Regions from separate parts of the Homo sapiens genome. Here all the other regions are linked to region 2. Evidence: read pairs that join two places in POLR2A ChIA-PET (ENCODE). Cell type or tissue: GM12878. All regions are shown on one strand. Region 1 overlaps MEIS2 (Meis homeobox 2). Region 2 overlaps MEIS2 (Meis homeobox 2). Region 3 overlaps LOC145845 (a long non-coding RNA gene).

What was found. ChIA-PET counts read pairs that join two places held together with the same protein. Peaks named below come from ENCODE experiments on the same cell type or tissue, not always from the same donor. Only the 100,000 strongest peaks of a DNase experiment are listed, where the experiment ranks them.
Region 1: POLR2A ChIA-PET joins it to region 2 with 12 read pairs; 10 of 35 experiments call an interaction of 5 or more read pairs at or near these places.
Region 3: POLR2A ChIA-PET joins it to region 2 with 6 read pairs; 4 of 35 experiments call an interaction of 5 or more read pairs at or near these places.

What each region holds. Positions count from the first base shown.
Region 1 is chr15:36,909,284-36,913,283 of GRCh38, reverse strand. The region is part of intron 9 of MEIS2 (Meis homeobox 2); the gene reads left to right. Among named protein-coding and RNA genes, the nearest start is that of MIR8063, 62 kb to the left of the region's middle. In GM12878, no CTCF peak of the experiment used is centred here; no DNase peak of the experiment used is centred here.
Region 2 is chr15:37,092,728-37,096,727 of GRCh38, reverse strand. MEIS2 (Meis homeobox 2) reads left to right here. Exons shown (of 12, transcript NM_170675.5): 3 at 298-439; 4 at 1,114-1,164; 5 at 2,151-2,201; 6 at 2,998-3,147. Among named protein-coding and RNA genes, the nearest start is that of MEIS2, 5.8 kb to the left of the region's middle. RefSeq lists an enhancer at 1,127-1,988. In GM12878, no CTCF peak of the experiment used is centred here; no DNase peak of the experiment used is centred here; H3K4me3 peaks cover 1,471 bases; H3K27ac peaks cover 764 bases.
Region 3 is chr15:36,863,079-36,867,078 of GRCh38, reverse strand. LOC145845 (a long non-coding RNA gene) reads left to right here. Exons shown (of 7, transcript NR_024264.1): 7 at 433-2,636. Among named protein-coding and RNA genes, the nearest start is that of MIR8063, 110 kb to the left of the region's middle. In GM12878, no CTCF peak of the experiment used is centred here; no DNase peak of the experiment used is centred here.

The DNA of each region.
Region 1 (4,000 bases), 180 kb after region 2:
AAATATAATCTGCAACCACATCTATGGATTAACTTGAAAACATCACATAGCTAACATTTATTGAGCATCCACTCTAAACAGGAGACTGAGCTAGGCGCTAAGAACCGAGTAAGTCTGAGTTGGATGGTAGCAGTAAGCAGCTCATTCCAAATGTATACCAAATTTAAATATTAGAAACAACAGTATAGTTCTGCCTTAGAATTTAAATATACCCTTTGTGTTATTTTGTATGTCCATATATGGTATAACTGCCAAGGAGTTTTTCTTCTGCTGTATATAAGTTTTTGAGTGATTAACCAAAGGCAGGTGCGGACAGTGGAAACAAGCACTATTAAAAACCTTCAAGCCCTTCCACAGCCTGAGGGACGGGTACAACACACAGCACCATTTTCTGTTTACACTGACATCACTTTGACAGTTTAGCACCTTTTTTTTCTTTTTTTTTTTTTTTTCAGGAGTGGGGGGTGAGTAGCAAGTCTTCTGATTAGGAATTTTCAAAGACAAACTTACAAACAGAAGAAATAAAGTTTGCATTCCTTCATATATTTAGATATGACAGATTAAAAGCAAAGCAGGTATGCAGAGCATGTTTAATCTCTCACCAAGGTGGCAATCTCCAAATGCTTTGATGTCGCCTCATTGCAAGGCCCCTGAGACTTTTCCAGGAACCAAATTCATTGACTTTATGTGGCTTGCCCATCCCTTCTGGTGTTCAAAAAAGAAAGGAAAAGGTCCCTGCACCTTCTTGCCTCCTTCCTTTATTGTACAGTTTGCTTTGTTTGTTTGATTTTAAAACTGCCATTATGTGAAAGTGTTGCAAGTATAAATAATTGAGAAGATAACTCTGTAGGGAAACCACTTTTGCTGCCTTTGTGCAAAGGCAGCTCATTACGGCTCTAAGCTGCAGCATTCCATAAGAGCAATTATGCAACATCAGTATGTCATGGATATTAACCAAGGGGAGTAGATAAGAGATAGGAAAATAATTTTGTAACTTATTTAATTAAATGTATTTGGTTTTTCAAATAGTTCCTCTTGTGTGTAATTTACCCAGCCACTCCATGGTTGCTGTGGTCTTTGCAGGACTGTTGTCCAGCATTTGTTTTTGGCATTCCTCCTCACTTTTGTGTGCACCTAAAATGTATTTATATTGGGGTTTAATTTCCACCCAAGGAGAGGTTACCCATGAAAATGGAACCATAATTTGGTCATGAGGTTTTTTTATCCCCCCTAGGGCTTATATAGCCAGTTAATATATGTTAATACAACAAAGTGAATAAAAGGTTAAATAAGTGGGTCAGGCTCAGAACGAGTCCTGTACTGCTTACTTCTGCTTAAACAGAAGGAAAAGCCCATAATGGCGCTTGCCTGACTTTCACCCCCATCATTTTAAGAATTGCTTTGCCAATTCTTCACAGCAAATAGTAATTTTAAGTGGACCAAAACAGAGCTCAGGGTGTTTGCACTCCATGGTAATAATAGAGTAGCTGTGCTCCCTGGAGTCAATAAGCCCAACAATTGAGTCATTTTTGCCTCCTGTGAGTGAATCACTGCTGTTAGCCTGAATGACAGGATTGCTTATAGAACCAGAGCCCTTCGCCGGGCTGACCTCATCTCGGGACAGCGAGGTTCAGAGGGCAGGCAGGTGGTGTTTAACACAGTTATAAGTAAAAGCTGATTTTGTACTTGTAAGCTCTGTAAACAAGAAAGTAGAATTGATTGGGAGTGTTTGATGTACATTGCTATACATTATCCAAAGCAGCACTTCCTCTTTTCCTGTCTCTTTCCTCTTCTCATTTCTCCTTCCTCTTAACATTGTCCCTACCTCCTCCTACCTTCTACATGCATGTGTCTCCAACACATGTAACAGACATGCTAAAGTTAGATGGCCACACACAGCTCAGTCACAGTTCTGATTAATGAAACATCCAGAAGGTATTGAAAATATATATGTATATATGTGATATGTATGCATATATATGTATATATACATACACACACACACACACACACGTTATTCTTAAGATTATTCTTCGGTTTCAAACAGCTATTTTGAAGCAGACATTTTAGGCATAGTAAAATACCCAATGATCTTTTTTTTAAAAATATTTCATTGAGTAGGAAAAATATGAGAAAAGTAAGGAAAGGAAAAGGTAGAGAAAACATTTAAGCCTAATATAATTCCCTAATAATCAAATTACCTTTGAGATAGAAAAGTTCTTTTTTTTTTTTTTTTTTTGAGACAGAGTCGCGCTCTGTCACCCAGGCTGGAGTGCAGTGGCGCGATCTCAGCTCACTGCAACCTCCGCCTCCCGGGCTCAAGCCATTCTCCTGCCTCAGCCTCTCGAATAGCCGGGAGTACAGGCGCCGCCACCATGCCTGGCTAATTTTTTGTATTTTTAGTAGAGACAGGGTTTCACTATGTTGGCCAGGCTGGGCTTGAACTCCTGACCTCGTGATCCGCCCGCCTAGGCCTCCCAAAGTGCTGGGATTACAGGCGTGAGCCACTGCGCCCAGCAAGAGATAGAAAAGTTCTAAAGAACCTTTTCAGCCACAGCACATTTTAGGGGTCAAGGTGTCATATTTGGGGTAGTCATGGGGTACTTATGAACAGGTTAGATATAAACAAGAGCCCTACAAGTGGTTCTTCATCTCTGAATCTGACTTGGGGAAATCTAAAGATGGAAAGAAAGCCTATTTTTAAGTTGATAAAAGGCTTAAAAATATAATTTATGTTAAAAATTAGGATGCCGCTTCATTTTCTTTTCACATCCTTGGAACCCGAGTGCCCCTCAAAATCTGAACAACTAGAGTCAGGAATTAATTTGTACCATCACCTTCTCTTGGAGATCTGTAATATATATCACTCTATTAAAGGCTGTGACACAATCTGCAGCAGAGAAAGTGACTTCACTTTGATTACCTTCACATTTGTTTTCTCCATATTTTTTTGACCTAGGCCCCTATTCTGGGGAAATACCTATTGACTAGAGTTCCTCAGAGCACATTTGGGAGCAAAATGTGCTTACAAAGATATCAGAAAAAAATATTTTTAAAAAGCTTTTTGTTTTGGGGGTTGAGACAAGTTCTGGCTCTGTTGCCCAGACTGGAGTGGAGTGGCACCATCTCGGCTCACTGCAGCCTCCACCTCCTGGTCTCAGGCGATCCTCCCACATCAGCCTCCTGAGTAGCTGGGACCACACAGATACAAGCCACCATGCCTGACTAATTTCTTAAGGTTTTCGTAGAGATGGGGCTTCATCATGTTGCCCAGGCTGGCCTCAAACTGCGCGGCTCAAGCAATCCTCCTGCCTTGGCCTCTCAAAGTGCCTCTATTTCTCCTTTGTCTCCTTTCCTTTCTGAGTCTCACAAATCTTCCTCCTTCGCTTTCTATTCTCTATCCCTCTCTCCTAACACCCCCCACCCCCACCCCCACACACACACTCATAACACCTCATTGATCTCAGTTCTCATTCCTCTCCACTTGAGTCAACTGCCCCATCATCCCCAGTACAGTTATGTCCCGGACTGTGCATATTGCCTGCCAGCCTAGAAAAGCCAGAGGCCCAATTTCTTCCAAGTCACATCTGCACCCACGATTTACCTGGCCTCTCTAATGCCCAGATAGATTCGCACCTTTAACTAATACCTCTAGTCTGTATCTTGAGTTGTTTGTGAGTACAAAAATAATTAGACCAGTGCCAGAAAGCCTGAGTTATTTCCCACCTTAGTTCTGTCCCGCTCCAGGGCAAATCATTTCATCAAGGATTCAGCTGTGCCTCTTATAAAATGAGAACAAGAAAATCCTTAAACTCAGGGCTCTTTTATTCTCAATTCTAAGTTATATCCGAGATGAAGGAACCCTATTTTCATTCACTCATTTAGTTATTCACTCACAAACATTTTATTGAGGGTGTACTATATTCCTGACGCAGTGTCAATAATAAAACTTAAGATGTGGCCCCTGCTCTCTAAGGCTATCTAGTAGGAAAGTCAGACG
Region 2 (4,000 bases):
TCTCGGATGTTTCATTACGTTCCAACTGAGGCTGTTTTTATTTGTCGGGCTGCAGTGGCCGGGGTCTTCTCTGGCCAGATCTGAGGGACCTCTGAGCTGCGGGAGAGGGCCAGGCCCTTTTCCCTTTCTGTTTCTGGCTTAGGCTCGCCTGATGGAGGAAGGGTTGTAAAGTGTGGTGCGTGCCTGTTGTATTAAAGAAGGACTCCACACCCTCCAAACTTGTTGATTACAGTTCTTGCTCCTTCCCCTCTGCACCCCGTCTCTGTGTGTGTGTCTCTGCGTGGCGCTGCCCGTTAGGCACCCGTTGTTTCCTCTGTTAGCTCTGGTCTTTGAGAAGTGCGAGCTGGCGACCTGCACTCCCCGGGAACCTGGAGTGGCTGGCGGAGACGTCTGCTCCTCCGACTCCTTCAACGAGGACATCGCGGTCTTCGCCAAGCAGGTCCAGCCTTCTTGATCCACTCAACTTCGGGCAGTCCCTCACTACCCCTCCCCTTTCCTCGGAGCTTTACTTGAAAGGAGGAAAGGCCAGGGACACCCTATCTGTTCCTCTGGCCCAGTCCGCTCTCTACGCCTCCTCCCCATCCCTGAGCCTGGGGGCGAATTGGAAGTGGAGATAAATATGGGTGTTTGTTTTCCCCCCCAGCAGGAATACAGGGGTCGACCCTCGAATTAAAGTTGACCTGCTCCTAATCTGGGGCTTGGCCTTTTTCCCCCGCCTCCAGCTACTTGAACAAGAATTGGGGAGAGGGGCTGTGAGGGACCCGGGAGTGCCCGGGAGGCAAGGAAGCTGGGCGCCTCTCCGAGCGGTCCCAGGCAGCAGTGGAGAGCCACAGCCTCTTGGACTGCTGGATATGGAACTCGAGGCCCTGAGAACGACCCTGAGTTCCTGGCTACAGCTTAGTCGTACCAGGTCCCCCTTAATGGGGCCAGGACCAGAATGCCCTGATTCTTCTTCAGGGACTCCACTAATTTAAGGCACCAGTTTCTTTCTTGTATTTTGCCAAAGCCCCTTTCCTCTTCTCCGCCATTGCCCTCCACCGTACCCATTCTCACATTTCAGCTTTCTTATTTTAAATGGGGTGATCGTTCAAGTTGACTCTCTGTTTCTTACAGGTTCGCGCCGAAAAGCCACTTTTTTCCTCAAATCCAGAGCTGGACAATTTGGTAAGGCTCTCTGTTCCTTGTTTTTCCCCAGCCTTTGCCCTCTCCCATGCCCAGAAGCACCCACTTTCTGCTGGAGCTCTGGGGAGTTAGAACAGAACCCTCTTTTGGAGCTCTAGGGAGAGAGGGAGGAAGGGAGCAGCTTAGAGCCCCCGCACGGGAGCTGGCGAGCGAGGAGCAGGATGAACGCGGTGGGGAGCGAAGCCCAGGGAGGCCGAAACGGGAGACCGAGCGCCGAGAGCGCGAGCAGGGGATGTTTCCCAGGTCTCGGCCCCAGGAGTAAACTGCGAGAAGTGAGTTATTTCCTCTGTTTGCCGGGGCAGGCGGCCGAGCCCCGGGCGGCTAACCCGAAGGATGTAACCACTGGCACGGCTGAGGGCGGGCTGGGGGTGGGGGCTGGGGGGCGGTGAGGGGCAGGCCAGCGCAGGCCACTTTTAGGTGCGATTCTTTTGCTAATTTGCACGATTTCAATATTAAAAGTACTTAAATCCGCTTTCAAAGGCCCTGCCTCAGCATTCATCTTGAGTATTTCCTTCTTTAGTGAGGAAGGATTTCGCTGGGTATGCTGTTCTAAAAAGCTTTTTCTATCCTGAGAAGGGACCTTTTTTTTTTTTTTTTTTTTTTAAGGAAAAAAAAAAAAGTTGTCCTGAGGTCGAGGGAGGGGATGTTTAAAGAGGACTAAGAGGAGAAAAAAGGCCTGGCCCGAGGAAAGCAGTCTTACAAATAGCACAGTGAACATCAGGGGGAAAGATATTAATGCTTATGCTCAGGTTGAGTCAGATTCCTACCCCGTGGCCAATGAGGCAGAGATGATCAGTAATCACTTGATTTTTCTGACTATTTCTTGATGTTTAAGTTTTTCCTGGCCACCTGCCCGTTTCTTCTCCCCAGCCCAACTTTCTCACCACCATCCTCACCCCACTCCCAACCCCAAGACAGGACCTCAGAGTCACAGAGCTCTAACTCCATTCCCTGAACTTTTCTTTCAGATGATACAAGCAATACAAGTACTAAGGTTTCATCTTTTGGAGTTAGAAAAGGTAAGCAGGAAATAACGCTCCCCGTGTTGATTAAACCATTTCCCTCTCCTAGTTGAGTTGGGATGTTTTTAACAAACCTCTAGTGTGAGGGATTGAGCACCTGGAGATTTTGAGCATGTAACCATGTCCATCCTTCAACTCGCTTCTCAACACAGGGGCTCAGAGGGTGGGTGAATCAGGACAGCCTTGCCTTTAAAGTAGCCTCCTCCTCCCCAATATTCCCCTCAGGCATTCAGGATTATTTTGAAATGCAGCAAACCATTTATGTTACTGGACACTCAGCCTGCTTGCATCTTTATTAGCTCAGCTCACCCTCGGCCCTGGGTTTGCATTAGGTGCAGGCAGAGTGAATCATCCTTGCTGGGTGTCTTTACATTGCTCTGCAGCTCAATTACTTTCCCCTGGAAACATACGAAACCCCTAGCTTATAAAATCACAAACGTTAATGCTCTCCCCAGCTCCAATGTTGTAATGTTTTGATGTTATTATCAAATCAGATTTAATTCCCTGGACTCCCACTCTGAACCCAGTTATTTCCAGTCCTGTTTCTTTCTCTCTCTATTGTAACTTGTTGCTCAGAGAAGTCTCTGGAGAATAATATCTGCTGCAACAATTACTCTATTGTTTCCTTGCCTTCAACTATTACACCCTTTAATTAGAGTTAGTTTGGAAGACATCACACTGTTGCTCTTTGCAAATGTAACCTTGCAACCTGGTATTTTTCCTTTCTAAAAATGAAACAAAACAACAACAACAACAACATGAGCTAAACCCTCCACCATGACCTTCGTTCTAGGTCCACGAACTGTGCGATAACTTCTGCCACCGATACATTAGCTGTTTGAAGGGGAAAATGCCCATCGACCTCGTCATTGATGAAAGAGACGGCAGCTCCAAGTCAGATCATGAAGAACTTTCAGGCTCCTCCACAAATCTCGCTGACCATGTAAGTCTGCTAGCCTTTAGCAATCTTTTAAGGCCACTGGGCAAAGCATTATTTTAACCTTGTTTTAACATCTAGCTCCACTGATTTAGTTTTCTTTTTAAATGACTCCGTCTCTTTTGGGGTCTTTTCTTCTCTTTCTTGCTTTCTCTGCCATACCCTTCATTTTCATTTCTCCTTTCTTGGACCCCCTCCTATTTATGTTGAGAGCCAAAAAACCAGAGTTGATAGAGTGATTTGTGCTCTTAATGTGTAAAGTTTTCTGGATTTGGTGACTTGGGTGTTCGCAAATTCTGTTTGATATAGTCACCACTGTGTTTTCTGCTTTCTTAATTTTGTGTAATCAGTGCAGCAGGGATAGAAAGAAGCAAGACAGTTAGCTGGACTGGTCTGGAGAGAGAGGACTGAATGAAAGAGAATTGAGTGAGTGCTGATTTCCTAGTATGTCACAGAGATGACAATTCTGAGAATTATTGGCAATCTTGCACTGCATTCGAAATAAAAGGGGTGAACAAACACATTACAATTCTCAGGGCTTTTGCTATAGAAACTTATTGTCAGAATAGGGACTTATTGCCAAATGCCTGAAGCATCTTCATAATAAAAGACAGTAACCTTGATGAACCAATTATTAACAATGTATTACAGAAAGCTGAAGGGAATTATGATTGAGTAACCATAGGTTAGTGGTTGAATTTTAACACTTTAACAGTTGGTGAATGAGGATGGAGAGTATAGTAAGAAATGACTGTGTATGTCAGGCCAGGAAAGGAGATTTCTTTCTATTCTCTCTGTTTCTAATCCTATTTTGGAACCAATCTAGTGAGTCTGATGCTAAAAAAAAAAAAAAAAAAAA
Region 3 (4,000 bases), 230 kb after region 2:
AGTTAGCTATCATCATCACCATCATCATCAGTTGAGATATTCTTGCAGTGTTTCAAGTAAGAGGTGATAGAGAACCTCATTTCAGTCACCAGGCATTAGAAGTAGGAATGGAGTAGACAGGAAATATTCAAGCTAGCTGCACCAGAAATTCTGGCAATGATGTGGGGAGTATTCCATGATGTGAAATGCCACATGCCACTAGATTTATGACACATCACTTCAATGGACACAGCCCATGGCCAGTTCTTACCATGCAAAATGAATTTTTCTGTAATGTATTCCTCTGTGTGCTCAGCAGCATAACATTCCATCAAACTAGATGCAGTTGGCTTCTGTGTCCTACAGAACCTCTGTAGGAGCAGTAGTGGAGAGAAAAAGCTAGTTTATTTTCAGATGGACAAATATCTTCTTTAATCTTTTTTCTTCTCTTAGGGAGAGAACAAGAAGGAGGAGGAGCTAGAAAAAGAAAAAGCAGTGGGAACTGTCATGGGTGAATCCCAGAATGGGCATCCCAGATGACATCTGTCTCCATTCCTGCCATCTCTTCCTGGCTGCCAGCCACTTAGCCTCCAGGTGTTTGTGTCTAAGGCCAACTCTCTTTCCAGACTAGAAGAAAGTGAGGCAGCTCACCTTTTCATTTAGGTTTACTTTGGAAAGTTCTGTGGTTGAATATCAACATAGTGACTGATTTGTGGCTGTAAAGCTGTAGCAGCTCAGGTAGCACATGTAAGAGTGAGACTGGATGGAGAGACTGGATGAATTATGCCATCTTACCAAGGCATTGATTAGTTGATTAAGGCTTGTTTGAGCAAAAAAGTGAGTTATATCAGATATAGTTATATCAGATACACTGATACTCAAATCCCACCAGAGAACTCAGCAGGCCACCGATAACCCATTCACTTTTCTTCTCCCGTGACTTTACTCATCTTATTATTAAACAAGGAATGTCTTGGTCCACCACTGAACCAAGTTTAAGAGTCAACTCAAATGCCACTTACTTCTTGAAGCCCTTCATGATACTGTCAAGGATAATGGAAATATATGATTTCTCCCTTTCATCTATATAAATTATTTCCCCATATATACATTAACATGTCGTCAGGAAACTTAACAGAAATATGGTAACTCTTATTAAGTTTCCTTTAAGCATTTTTTTCTATACTTGTGCCTTAGAAAAATTGGAAGAACTAGAAATGGAAATATTGCAGAGTGAGAAACTTATGGGATGTTCGTTAGAGAGAGTATCATGAAGGAAAACATGAGATTAAAGACACTGCAACTATCTGAGAGGCCTGTGTAAAATTGTGTAAGCAAAATAAGGAATCTAATATTGAAATATGCAAATAATTTTACTTTTAGGAACTTAGACTCCTTTGTAGAGCATTAAATTTTATGCTATATTAAGTAGAGGTAATGCTGTTTTGTACATAAAAACTATCTTTGGATTATTTACCTTTCCTTTTCTTTCCGAAATTGTTGTCTTTTCAACTCCGTCTTTAGGGACAGACAAATGATCAGCTGAGTGGTATAATTAATAGAAGCACCAGTTTTAGAAGCTCTACTTCTGGAAGTAGAATAAAAAGGAGGTGTAACCCAGAGTTTAAGATATCCACTGATAATGAGAGTATTTGAGTGATGGTAAATGGCAAGGAGAAAGACTTAAAGATCTATCTAGAGACAAACCCTTATACTCTAGGCATGCTGCCAGATAAAGACTAAAAACAGCGTGTAAGATGGCAAGGAAAATGTGCTGTTTGGTTTCTTCATTGCCATAAAAGCCACTGAGAAGGGCTTAAAGAGATATGCCATTCCTAAATGGTAACATTAGACTTCTTGTTCTATGACTTGAGTGAAAAATTTTGCCATTAGGAAATGGGGACAAGGAATGTCATCTTCAACACAGGGTAGCTTTTTGGTCTATCTACTCGTGGTCAACAAAAGGTACAGTAAGTAAGGTCACAGAATGGTCACCCCACTTTGGTTCAATCCTGTTCTTGGACAGATCAGTAACTCAACGACGCTTTGTTTTTCTTTTGTGAAGCCTCTTCAGCCTTGATCATAATGATTTCATTAGCAGTGTGTGCTTGATTTTTGCACACCCACACAATGTTTTGTATTACCCAACAAACTTACAGAATGTAGCCACAGCTTCTTGCTCCAGGAAATGTCTATCAATTTAATTATTAAAACTAGTTTAATGTTTGGTGCCCTGTGAGCAGGATCTTTAAGATGAAATGAGCCAATCCACATTCCATTATTTCACTGACATTTAACATAATCCTTGCAGCTATCAAGCTATGCCTCCCAAATCTAAGACAATGAGTAAATGTTATTAGTTGAATCGGTGACTAAATCAGCTAAAATGGTTGCTTGACTAAATGAACGAGTTACTTGATACATCGTGAACACATTGAAGGAAATTGGAAGAAATGGAATTCTGGCTCCTGGGTCCCTAAAAATTGCTGAGTGTGTTTCCTTTTTTGTAAAATAGGTATATTAATATTTTGCCTAGATGTGTTACAGTAAAGATTAAAAATAAGTCAAGTAAAATATCTAGCATATAGCAGAGAATAAATGGTTGCTGTAACTTATTATGATTATTTATTAAAAGTTCAAGTTGCTTTGAAGAAATTAAGCAATTAGTTACTGGTCTATCTGGATCTTAGAAAACTCTAACTAGTACATTCAATCAACTTAAGATAATAGCAAGACGAAGTTTAAAGTTAGATTAATTCAAGTTGTTAAGCAGCTTAAATAGCAAGCTCACCATTTATTTTAGTTTACTTTTTATCTGACTTCATTTTTAGTTTGAGCTGTTTTATGAAATATTTTTTAGTAAATGGCTGATCTCACTGGTATTCTGCTGTAGTAAAAACTGAGTAAGATAGTAATACTGATTGTTTGAAGAGGGAGGAAGCTGTTGTTTCTTGTTCAACATTTTATGAAATGGATTGCAAATCCAGGCAGTAATCTCAAACACTGGAATCCCCTATACATTAAGAATCCTGGCAGTCTAAAGATTGTAAGCAAAAAGGCAATAAATACGTCAAAAGAAACTTTATAAATGGGTTTTTGCAAGCCAAGAAAACTGCCAAATAACTTGTAGGCTATAGATGTACTAATGCATTTGTCTTTCTGACCTTCCGATCTTGATTCGTTTTTTGATGCCATCGGCATCTCTAAGGTTACAATTTGGTGGAGATTCTGGATTGCAGTTGTGCTGTCAAAGGGTCATTCTTCCTGGTAATGAGGTAACTAGTAGTCCCTGGGAGAAAGGAGAAAACAATCAGGTCTTGAAAGCTGAAACATACTGAAGTGGAGAGTAGGTTCTTGGCAGAGGCCCAGCTCCTCTTTCTCAGAGCGTTTGTCATCATTGCAACAAAGAAGAAAATGGTGGGGTCTGCATAGACAGCTATAAAGTGGGGACCTAAATAACAAAGAAACACAGGCACCCAAATCCCATGAACTGGAATGTATTTGGAGGCTGTTTTTGAGAGCACTTTGTTTTTTCATTTACCATATTGTTGAGTCACATGTTAAGGATGTGGGTCGCATTAAAAAGAAGCATGATGCTTATTTTGAAGCAAATTATTATCAAAAGAGTATGCTTCAAAACATTTCTTAATTTCAACTTGAAGCGAAGTCATTTGACTTCGGAACATATGCCTTTGCTAAATTGTTGCCAAAAAAAGACAACTTAATTTTTGCATTCATTGCTTGCAAAACTGTTGATTCAAGATGTAATGGAAAGGTAATTCACTCATTATCGCTAGTGAGATTCACTTCATAAAGCCAAAGGTAAACTTGAATACTTGTCACATTTAGTCCAAATGAAGATTGTGACTAGCCTGTGAATCATATTTGTAATTTAAACCTAAATAAAAATAGTAACAATGACAAATAATTACAAAATACAGAATATATGTTAATATGTATAGTGCTATACATATTAGATCCTATAAGATATCTGAAAAATAATATTTGAGTAGAACATATG